2 separate regions of the Homo sapiens genome follow, and region 2 is linked to region 1. The links are chromatin loops, found by intact Hi-C in ENCODE. Cell type or tissue: ascending aorta. All regions are shown on one strand. Each heading gives the region's core, and the rest is flanking DNA. Links, peaks and the distances in the headings are about the cores only. Region 1 overlaps UBE4B (ubiquitination factor E4B). Region 2 overlaps UBE4B (ubiquitination factor E4B).

Region 1 (5,377 bases), core at 69-5,068:
TCCTGTTGCCAGTGGTAGTTGAAATGCTATCAGACCAAGCAGGTGTGGGAGCAAATCTGGGCCTGGTGTTTTTTACTTCTGGTGAGTGGGGTGGGTCGGTTCATGTCCTGACGTGTTGAGTTTTAGTTATATGTAAGTTCAGTCTCTTAGAAGGAAGCAGTATCAGAATTCCACTAATCCAGTGGCCCCTTCTCTCAAATGTACCTGTATGTGTTTCTATAATTTAGGTGAATTATGTTTCTGCATGTCAGTGGCCAAAAGTTTTAGTGTATGGTTTATTTAAAAGGACAGCAGTTGCAAAAGCTTCTCCCCGTCTTGTTTTTTCTTTGTTCTCTGATGGCCTTTTTTGCTTTTGTTGTGGTAGTATGTACGACAATCCTTTCTCCTTCCTCTTCCTCGCACTTTCTGGGGACAGTAGTGATGAAGAAGATGAAGAAGAAGATGATGATGATGGTGATGGTGATGATGAAGGTGGTGGTGGTGGTGATGATTTTTCTTGTGTCCAGTTTGGGTCCAGGTATCAGAGGAATGGAGTCTTACCCCTGCATGTGCGTAGATGCTTAGGAACTAACTTCTATAAGCTCTAACAAGGGGCGTGCTTTGAATCCAGGCAGGATAGGGTCAAATGAGGTGGGCTCCAGAGTATATTGATGTGTTCAGACCTTCTCATGGGATAAAGTAGCACATAGGAGAATTTTCTTTTTTTCTTTCTTTCTTTCTTTTTTTTTTTTTTTTTTGAGGCAGAGTTCTGCTCTTGTTGCCCAGGCCGGAGTGCAATGGCGCAATCTCGGCTCACGGCAACTTCCTCCTCCTGGGTTCAAGTGATTCTCCTGCCTCAGACTCCCAAGTAGCTGGGATTACAGGCACCCGCCACCATGCCCGGCTAATTTTTGTATTTTTAGTAGAGACAGGGTTTTGCCAGGTTGGCCAGGCTGGTCTCGAACTCCTGACCTCAAGTGATCTGCCCGTCTTGGCCTCCCAAAATGTTGGGATTACAGGAGTGAGTCACTGTGTCTGGCCCCAGAATTTTCAGAGTTGTCGCCTGGCAAGTTTGGAGGAAAACTTTATGTATAATCATTTTTCAAAAGCATGAAAACAGATTAAAGATCAGTCATCAAGTTTATCCACCTTTAGATCTAAAATGAGGGACCCTTCATTTATCTATTGCGAGAATGTTATTGTGAACTACCAGATGTGACAACTTGTACTCTCTGAGGCATGTTTTCTTAAGTACAGTTGCATGAATTGCTGCTATTTAGTAACGGGAGAGGGGCTGGGATTTGGGGGAGGTGTGTGTGTGTGTGTGTGTGCGTGCGTGCTCCCTTCCCACCCCCTCCCAGCCTCCACCGCCCCCCTGTTCACCCCCATTGAGCTCAGTCTGGGCAATCCATCGAAGAACATATGAGGTCATACCATCTGCATAACTGTGACTTTGCTTTCATGTCTAGCCTTAAATTTCTCTTAGCACCTCCTGGACCTCAGTGAAGCCAGACCCCATTTGTTTAAAGAGCCTTTGAAATGACCGCAGAGGCTGAAACATAGTTCCGGATGTTGCTGAATGTTTACCCCTGGAAACCGAGTGAAAAGCACTACTTGGGTTGTGTAGGTGACTTTGAGCAAGAGAATATAATAGCACCTTCTTTCTAATCCTCTGACTCATTGTCTTACAATTTTGCTCTTAAATTGAAGTTTCCTGTGGACTGAGTTGGTGTTTGTGCCCAGCACTGTTCAAAAATAACTCCAGGCTATAAATAGAGACTGCAGTAGGAGTTAGGTACACTTCATTCAATTCGATGGTGTTCAGAAGAATCATTAGAGAATACGTAAAGAGACAGAGGAATGTTGATGCAAGGTTGAATATTGATTCAGGAAGGTTGATATTTGTATTACGCTGAACATTTTATCACCATTTCTCAAGTAAATTTCCCAAAGGTGAAAGTGTCTTTTTCACGTAGATAAAATCCTATTGCATGATTATAGTAATAAAGCAGGCATCCTTCCTAGGAACCAGTTTCCACATGGTAAAAGTGCTGTGTTACCTGTTTTACTGTAAATTTTCTGTGGGAGAAATTCTCTCTCCCTGGCCTATTTAGTTGTGACTTTCTCTAACAACCGTATCAGATTGTGTGCTGCTTTTACTAATACCTCTCTTTCTGGACTTCTAACACCCCAGCCTTGCCTCAGATCTAAATTCTCTCCCTACTAGGAGGAATAAAATGTACCAAGTGTATAAAAATAGCTGCAAATACTCATGGAGCATTGTGCGCCAGATGTGGTGTCAGCTCTGTCCATGTATCAGCCCCTTTACTCCTCGCTGTAGCCTGCTGTGAGGAAGTGGCAGGGGGAACGGGGGGGCCGGGGGGACAGACAAGAGGGTCAAAATCATAGAAATGCATTCAGACTTGAGCATCCTGAATCCAGACTCATGTTCACCACCGCACCGTGCTGCCACCCACTTTTCCATTTCTGCCCAAATAGGTCTTGTTTGTTCTTGTTCCTTACTACTGTTTTTGCTGCCGAGAGTCTGTGCATCTACTCGGTTCCTTTGGCAGGGAAGTGCCAGCATTTCACTCCTTAATTACAAAATGCCATCCCAGTCAGTTGATATGTCCCTTGTTGGCCGTTACAGTGAACTGTGATCATCCAGATTTTGGCAGCTTATAGGTTCTTAGTTGATATAAAAAAGAATGCCAAAGCATGGGTAAAAATACATGACATAACTATGTAAACAAGTAGAAGAACTTAGGGTTCTTCTAAGTAGGGTCAGAGCCAAGATGAGCTAGCAAAAAACCTTGTTACTTTTTTTTTTTTGAGACGGAGTCTTGCTTTGTCACCCAAGCTGGAGTGCAGTGGAGCGATCTCGGCTCACTGCAACCTCCACCTCCTGGGTTTAAGCAATTCTCGTGCCTCAGCCTCCCAAGTAGCTGGGATTACAGGTGCATGCCACCACACCTGGCTAATTTTTGTATTTTTAGCAGAGACAGGATTTCACCATGTTGGCCAGAGTGGTCTCAAACTCCACACCTCAGGTGATCTGCCCACCTCGGCCTCCCAGAGTCTCAAACTTCTGACCTCAGGTGGTCCGCCCACCTCGGCCTCCCAAATTGCTGGGATTACAGGCGTGAGCCACTGCGTCCAGCCAAAACCTTGTTACTTTGAGCAGTCAGCAAAGAAATAGTACTTTATCCTTCCCCCTTTCTCATTGATCTTCCCAGAATTTTTTTACTCTGAAGTAAGCAATTTTAACACTCACTTCTTGCCTGGTAAGACTAATGTCATAGAAGAAAGAATCATCAGGGGTTGGATCGCTCTCTCCATCTGCTGGCCCAGTGGATTCGATGTCTTATAAATCTTTTTGGAAGTAGTTGGGACATACATTTATATGTTAAGTATTTATAGGGGTGATGATAAGGATTAATTTTAAAAAGGTAAAACATTCCTTCTGTAATGTTTTGCAGACTTCTGAGAAAAGAACTGTTTGAGATATAAAGAACTGCTTTTTGCGCGAGTGGCATAAATGAGTGAAGTGAGAATTACCGTGTGTGAAAAGATAACTGTTGGGTGGTGGGCTTAATGCATGGGTGATGAAATAATCTGTACAGCAAACCTCCTGTAACAGACCTTCATATGTACCCCCAAACCTAAAATAAAAGTTAATAAAAATCAATAAATCAATAAATAAAAGCTGGAAGTTGATCTGAAAAAAAAAATTACCCCATGGTAAAGGTACCGCAGAAGTTATCCGGAGGAAAATGTTTCTAATTGTTTCCTAGGAAGTTGATGACTAGAAAGAAATTTGGTGGTTTTGTGTTTGTTTTTTAACTGTAAATATTTCAGTGAAGGAGGTCAAATCTTGAATGTCACAAGCCTTATATGAGTAGAGAAAGGGAAAATTAGTGAATAGTGAAAAACGTTGACATTGACTCTCCTGTTTTTGCTGATTGTCACTGCTTGGGGTTGAAACATAGAAACAGTGGAAAAGAAATCATTCTGGCTGGGCACAGTGGCAAGCACAGGTAATCCTATCACTTTGGAGGCCGAGGTGGGAGGCTTGTCTGAGCCCACGAGTTAGAGGCTGCAGTGAGTCGTGATCATGCCACTGCACTCCAGCCTGGGTGATAGAGTGAAACCCTGTCCCTCTCTTCTCTCTGTCTCTCTCTGTCTCTCTCTGTCTTTCTCTGTCTCTGACACACACACACACACACACACACACACACACACACACACACACACACAGTCTTTCCACCATATCTATCCCTAAGATCCCCCAGTGATTTCCCTTCTCACACAGAGTAAAATCCAAAGCCTCTGACCATGGTCTACAAGGCCCTGCATCTCACGTACACTCCACATACTACACACACACACACCACGCGCTACACACACACCCCCACACCAAGCATACATGCACATACGTGCCCCATTCTAACTTAATCTCCCTCTACTTGTCTACTTCCCCTAACTCATGTACTGGACTCCTGTTCTTTGCACGTAATACTCCCTCCTGCCTTAGGCCTTTGTACTTGTTTCTCCCCTTCGGACCACTCTCCCCACTAGACAGCTGTATGGCCGGCTCCCTCACTCTCCTCAGGTCTATCAGAGGGTGGCCACTGACCTCATTGTCTCAAACATTATATAGAACACACACGCACCCATGCACGCACACCGTCGTTCTTCATCCGCCTGGTTCCGTGCACTATTCCAGGACCTACAGCAGTGCCTAGAACACAGAACATCCATTAGCAACATTTGTTTAATGAATTTATAGTGCCTAAACCTGCACAACTCTGACTTTGCCTTGCTATTAGAAAATGCAAGGCCAGGCGCGGTGGCTCACACCTGTAATCCCAGCACTTTGAGAGGCCGAGGTGGGCGGATCACTTGAGGTCAGGAGTTCAAGACAAGCCTGGCCAACATGGCGAAACCTCTTCTTTACTAAAAATACAAAAATTAGCTAGGCATGATGGCATGTGCCTATAATCCCAGCTACTAGAGAGGCTGAGGCAGGAGAATCACTTGAATCCGGGAGGCAGAGGTTGCAGTGAGCCAAGATCACACCACTGCACTCCAGCCTGGGCAACACAGCAAGACTCTGTCTCAAAAAAAAAAAAAGAAAGAAAATGCAAATTCCAAAGGCTGCATTTGAGAAGTCAGTAAATGGGAGAGTAATTATAGAAGAAACTGAAACAGAGTCGCTTTAAGAGCAAGTTTTGTTAGTGCATTTAAAATGGGATTCAGTCTGCACAGATCGGATGCACGTGTAATCCCTAGGCACATTTACATTGTGTTTTCAGAAGGATGCAGCTCTGTTTCTATTATGTGAAGTAATTACTTGGTTACATTGGACTGCTAATGTAGTTATCAGAAAGTGGTTTGC
Region 2 (5,377 bases), core at 203-5,202, 53 kb after region 1:
AGAATGGCGTGAACCTGGGAGGCGGAGCTTGCAGTGAGCCGAGATGGTGCCACTGCACTCCAGCCTGGGCGACAGAGTGAGACTCCGTCTCAAATAAATAAATAAATAAATAAAAATTTTATCCCACCTACTTGGATCTTTTGCAACCCATGTTAGATCTTTGATCAAATCTAGCTATACTTGTTAACCGAATTACTAGTCAATAATATACAAATTACCAGTGGAATAACTATTTGCCAGATAGATTTCTGTGAAGCAAACTTTTTAACTTTTTGTTTCCATAAACTGCTCTTATGGTCAGAATTGTGTTCCAGCTAAAGCCTGGCACGAGGCAGGCCCATGGCTTGGTCTGAATGGTGCTGATTGGAGCGCTTGTCCTGAACTTGCCATGTTCCTGAGATCGAGGCCTCCTGCACTTGTTCACAGGAACTTCTCTTCTCCAGCATGGGCTTACCACCCCGTAGTTGCACAGTTGTAGACCCTGAAGTGTAGCTTCTTTTTTTCTCTACGAATCTGGCATCTCCAGAGTCTAACAGAGGTAGGCCAAGCTATTTCAGTTCACCAGCAAGTTCTCATTATAACACGATCTGCAGAACAGTTCCTTAGATTGGAGGCTTCCAGTTTTAAAGTAAGTTAATATCCCACTTTATCAATATTACAGGTTCCAATTTTTCTTCCATGCGTCAGTCTTTGTGATAAGGAATAACTATATCAGTTGTTTTCTTATCTGTTGTATGTGGTTAATTATTTGCATTTTCTTGGTATATTGGTGAGTATATGCGTTTTTCCTGTTCTAGTCTGGAAGAAGTGTTTTCTCTCCTTAAAAACATTGAGGGAGTGAGCTAGGGGTGTGCTGGTAAGCCTGCTCTGGGAAGCAGGGTGGGGGAGTCAGCATTTGCTGGTTTTCCATGGTGTGACTGTTTCCTCTGTTGCCCAATTTAAGGTGCCAGGGGAATCTGGTTATAAAATTCTGGAATATTTAGCACTTGACTGTCATCAGCCGTGCAAGGTGGCTCCAAATACCACTGGAATGAGCTTATCATAAACAATTTAAAAGAATAACAAAATCCAGGCCAGGTGTGGTGGCTCATCTCTGTAATCCCAACATTTTGAGGGGCTGAGGTGGGAGGAACGCTTGAGCCCAGGAGTTTGAGACCAGCCCTGGCAACATAACAAGTCCCTGTCTCTACAAAAAATACAAAAGCTGGGCGTGGTGGTGTGTGCCTGTAGTTCCAGCTACTTAGGAGGCTGAGGCAGGAAGATTGCTTGAGCCCTGGAGGTCGAGGATGCAGTGAGCTGTGATTGTGCCACTGCATTCCAGGCTGGGCGACAGAGTGAGACCCTGTCTCAAAAAGAAACAAGATTAACATAATCTAAAGAGAAGCTTGGTGGTCCTTGAATTCCATAGTGCCTGACTTGTGCCAGGGTAGCCAGGCTTTTAGGGTGAGATAGTTGCAGTCTGGGTGGAGGTGCTTGTTCCCTGGGATTTGCTGTGGCATTTTGCTTCAGGGAGATGTATGACCATGTACAATATAATTGCCTTTCCAGCTCCGGGAAGCAGTTTGTTCGCTATATAAACATGTTGATAAACGACACGACGTTTTTGCTCGATGAAAGTCTGGAGTCTCTGAAGCGAATCCATGAAGTGCAGGAAGAGATGAAGAACAAAGAACAGTGGGACCAGTTGCCCCGGGTGAGGACGTGGTCCAGAGGCTTGGACAGCTTTGCAGGCCATCTGCCTCCACACACGGGCAGAGCTGCTTTGGGGCTGCATTTGTGGGTCTGATGATATGCGATCTGACATGCTGGGATTTTCCTTCCATGAAATCATATTGCAGGATTGGAATAGGAAAATTCTTAAATACCTTATCTGAAGCTAAGAAATGGGTTGAGAAGTCTTTGAAAATGTACACTGAAAACTTTCTCTGCCTTTTTAATTTTAAAGGGCTTTTTTGGAGATGAGCTTTTATTGTCTGAATATATTAATATTCATGAACATAATTAGGAAAGAAATCTCTAGAATTATGTCTGCTGGACAAGAATTTGATTTGTTCCTATGGGCTTCTCTAGGCAACTGTGTGAATCACTCAGGATCCTGGCGGGGTGTTTTTTCCCTTTCAGTTGATCTTGGGTTTTATATTCAGTTATTAATAGAAAAGAGGCCTGGCTTGCCAGGTTCCATGGAAAGCACGTGCCGTGCCAGTACCAGTGCTCTTTCCTGACGTGCGTAGCAGCCACTGAGATACTTCCTTGGTCGCTTATGAGGCCCTTGACAGTTGCTGGTGACTTCTTAGATTGGCTTAGGTTTATTGATTCTGTTCTTGGAATTGTCAGGCTCAGAATCAGAACTGATTTCCATAAGGGGTTCTCATGTCAAAGTGGGGACTGCTTTTTCTTCACTTTTTCTTTTTTTTTTTTTTTTGAGACGGAGTTTCACTCTTGTCGCCCACGCAGGAGTACAGTGGTGCGATCTCTTCTCACTGCAATCCCCGCTTCTCCGGTTGAAGCGATTTTCGTGCCTCAGCCTTCTGAATAGCTGGGATTACAGGCGCCTGCCACCACACCTGGCTAGTTTTTGTATTTTGTTTGTTTGTTTTTGAGACGGAGTCTTGCTCTTTCACCCATGCTGGAGTGCAGTGGCACGATCTCAGCTCACTGCAATCTTTGCCTCCTGGGTACAAGTGATTCTCCTGCCTCAGCCTCCCAAGTAGTTGGGACTACAGGCACCTGCCACTACGCCTGGCTTATTTTTTGTATTTTTAGTAGAGATGGGGTTTCACCGTGTTAGCCAGGATGGTCTCGATCTCCTGACCTTGTGATCCGCCTTCCTCGGCCTCCCAAAGTGCTGGGATTACAGGCGTGAGCCATTGCACCCGGACAATTTTTGTATTTTTAGTAGTGACGGGGTTTCACCATGTTGGCCAGGCCTGTCTTGGACTCCTGACCTCAGGTGATCCATCCGCCTCAGCCTCCCAAAGTGCTGGGACTACAGGCGTGAGTCACCGCGCCCAGACTTTTTTTTTTTTTTTTTCTTTTTTAATTTCAACTTTTATTTTAGATTCAGGGGATGGGGTACATGTGCAGGTTTGTTACATGGGTATACCGTGATGCTGAGGCTTTATGATTCAGCCTGTCACCCAGGGAGTGAGCATAATACCTAATAGGTAGTTTTCAACCCTCACTCCTCCCTCACTCCCCTCCCTTGTAGTCCCCAGTGTCTGTTATTCCCGTCTCCGTCCATGTGTACCAATGTTTAGCTCCCATTTATACCTGCTTTTCTTCTTATGTATTAAAGTTCTACCCATTCTCTGAGTAAGGTCCTATCCAAATACTCCCTCAGGTTTGTCTTCGCCAATCAGCATAGCTGAAAATTCTCACCTTTCTCCTTACTTCTGTAACACCCACTTTATACCATTCACAGTGCTTGGTATGCCCAGCTTATATTTTATTTACTTATTTGTTTTTTATTATTATTAATAAATAAAGACAGAGTGTTGATCTGTCGCCTTGGCTGGAGTGCACTGGCAGGATCATAGCACACCACAGCCTCAACCTCCTGGACTCAAGTGATCCTCCTGCCTCAGCCTTTGTAGATCCAAAGAGCTGGATCTACAAGCATGTACCACCACGCTTGGCTAATTAAAAAAATTTTTTTTATAGAGACAAAGTCTCACATGCTTGCTTCAGCAGCACGTATACTAACATTGGAACAATGCAGAGAAGATTACCATGGCCCCTGCTCGAGGATGACATGCAAATTCATAAAGCATTCCATCCTTTAAAAATAAATATTAGGCCAGGGGTGGTGGCTCACGCCTGTAATCCCAGCACTTTGGAAGGCCGAGGCGAGTGGATCACAATGTCAAGAGATCAAGAACATCCTGGCCAACATGGTGAAACCCCGTCTCTACTAAAAATACAAAAATTAGCTGGGTGTGGTGGCACGCCGCTGTAGTCCCAGCTACTTGAGAGGCTGAGGCAGGATAATTGCTTGAACCCGGGAGGCGGAGGTTGCAGTGAGCCAAGATCGCACCACTGCACTCCAGCCTGGGCGACAGAGTGAGACTCCGTCTCAAATAAATAAATAAATATTAAAGAGAGAGAGTCTTGCTAGTTTTCCCAAGCTGGTCTTATATTTTATTTACTTACTATTTTTATTATTAAATTATTTTTTATTTTATTTTATTTTATTTTTTGAGACAGAGTCTCACTCTGTCACCCAGGTTGGAGTGCAGTGGCGCAATCTTGGCTCAATTTATGCCTGCTGGGATTACAGGCGTGCACCACCACGTCCGGCTAATTTTTGTATTTTTAGTAGAGATGGGGTTTTGCCACATTGGCCAGGCTGGTCTTGAACTCCTGGCCTCAAGCAATCCACCCACCTCAGCCTCCCAAAGTGCGGGGGTTACAGACATGAGCCACCATGCCCAGCCTTATTATTATTTTTTAATAGAAACAGAGTCTTGACCGGGCACAGTGGCTCATGCCTGTAATATCAGCACTTTGGGAGGCCGAGGCCGGCAGATCACCTGAGGCCAGGAGTTTGAGACCAGCCTGGCCAACATGGTGAAACCCAGTGTCTACTAAAAATACAAAATTTAGCCAGGCATGGTGACAGGTGCCTGTAATCCCAGCTATTTGGAAGGCTGAGGTGGGAGAATCACTTGAACCCAGGAGGCAGAGGTTGCAGTGAGCTGATACCATGCCACTACATTTCACATTTCAGCCTGGGCAACAGAGCGAGACTCCGTCTCAAAAAAGAAAAAAAAAAAGAAAGAAAGAGTCTTGCTCTGTCACCCAGGCTGGAGTGCAATGACAGATCTTAGCTCACTACAGCCTACAACCTCCTGGCCTCAAGCAGTCCTCCCACCTCAGCCTCCCAAAATGCTGGGATTATAGTTGTGAGCCACCATGGCTGGCCAGCGTATATTTTAGATGTTGGAATGCAGGTCTATAGCACATTCTCGTATTCATAGTCAGTACTTAATAGCATTTGTTTATGAGCCAACTGAACAAATAATATTGATTTTTCCTGTGTTAATGGATGAAAAAGGCCCAAATAATTCCCACAATTGCTATTTCAGAAATAATTTTTATTTGGCTTTGAAGTCACTTTCTACCTCCCACTGCCCTGGCTGTTCCTGCTCATCTCCCTGACGTCTGAGCTTGGTGAGCTCCAGCACTCAGCCCTTAGGCTTCAATTTCTTTCCCACTCATGCTCTCTAGGTTAGTGTTTCTCAACGAGGGCACTAGTTGGAATTTTGAGCCTAGTGGAATTTGGTATAATAATAACTCATGATGAGAAACCATCCCATATATTGCAGGACATTTAGGATCTCTGTTTCCTGCCATTTAATGTCAGGGATGTACCCTCCTA

Evidence for each region. Peaks named below come from ENCODE experiments on the same cell type or tissue, not always from the same donor. Only the 100,000 strongest peaks of a DNase experiment are listed, where the experiment ranks them.
Region 2: a loop joins it to region 1, with 2.5 times the contacts of the local background. A loop is called at or near these places in 3 of 110 quality-filtered maps.

What each region holds. Positions count from the first base shown.
Region 1 is chr1:10,106,858-10,112,234 of GRCh38, forward strand. The region is part of intron 7 of UBE4B (ubiquitination factor E4B); the gene reads left to right. Among named protein-coding and RNA genes, the nearest start is that of UBE4B, 77 kb to the left of the region's middle. RefSeq lists an enhancer at 1,867-2,367. In ascending aorta, for the core only: no CTCF peak of the experiment used is centred there; DNase peaks (open chromatin) are centred at 934, 1,494, 2,344 and 2,922; H3K4me3 peaks cover 1,922 bases; H3K27ac peaks cover 5,000 bases.
Region 2 is chr1:10,159,594-10,164,970 of GRCh38, forward strand. It overlaps UBE4B (ubiquitination factor E4B), which reads left to right. Exons shown (of 28, transcript NM_001105562.3): 23 at 1,549-1,693. It also overlaps the pseudogene RNU6-828P. Among named protein-coding and RNA genes, the nearest start is that of KIF1B, 48 kb to the right of the region's middle. In ascending aorta, for the core only: no CTCF peak of the experiment used is centred there; a DNase peak (open chromatin) is centred at 2,168; H3K27ac peaks cover 3,212 bases.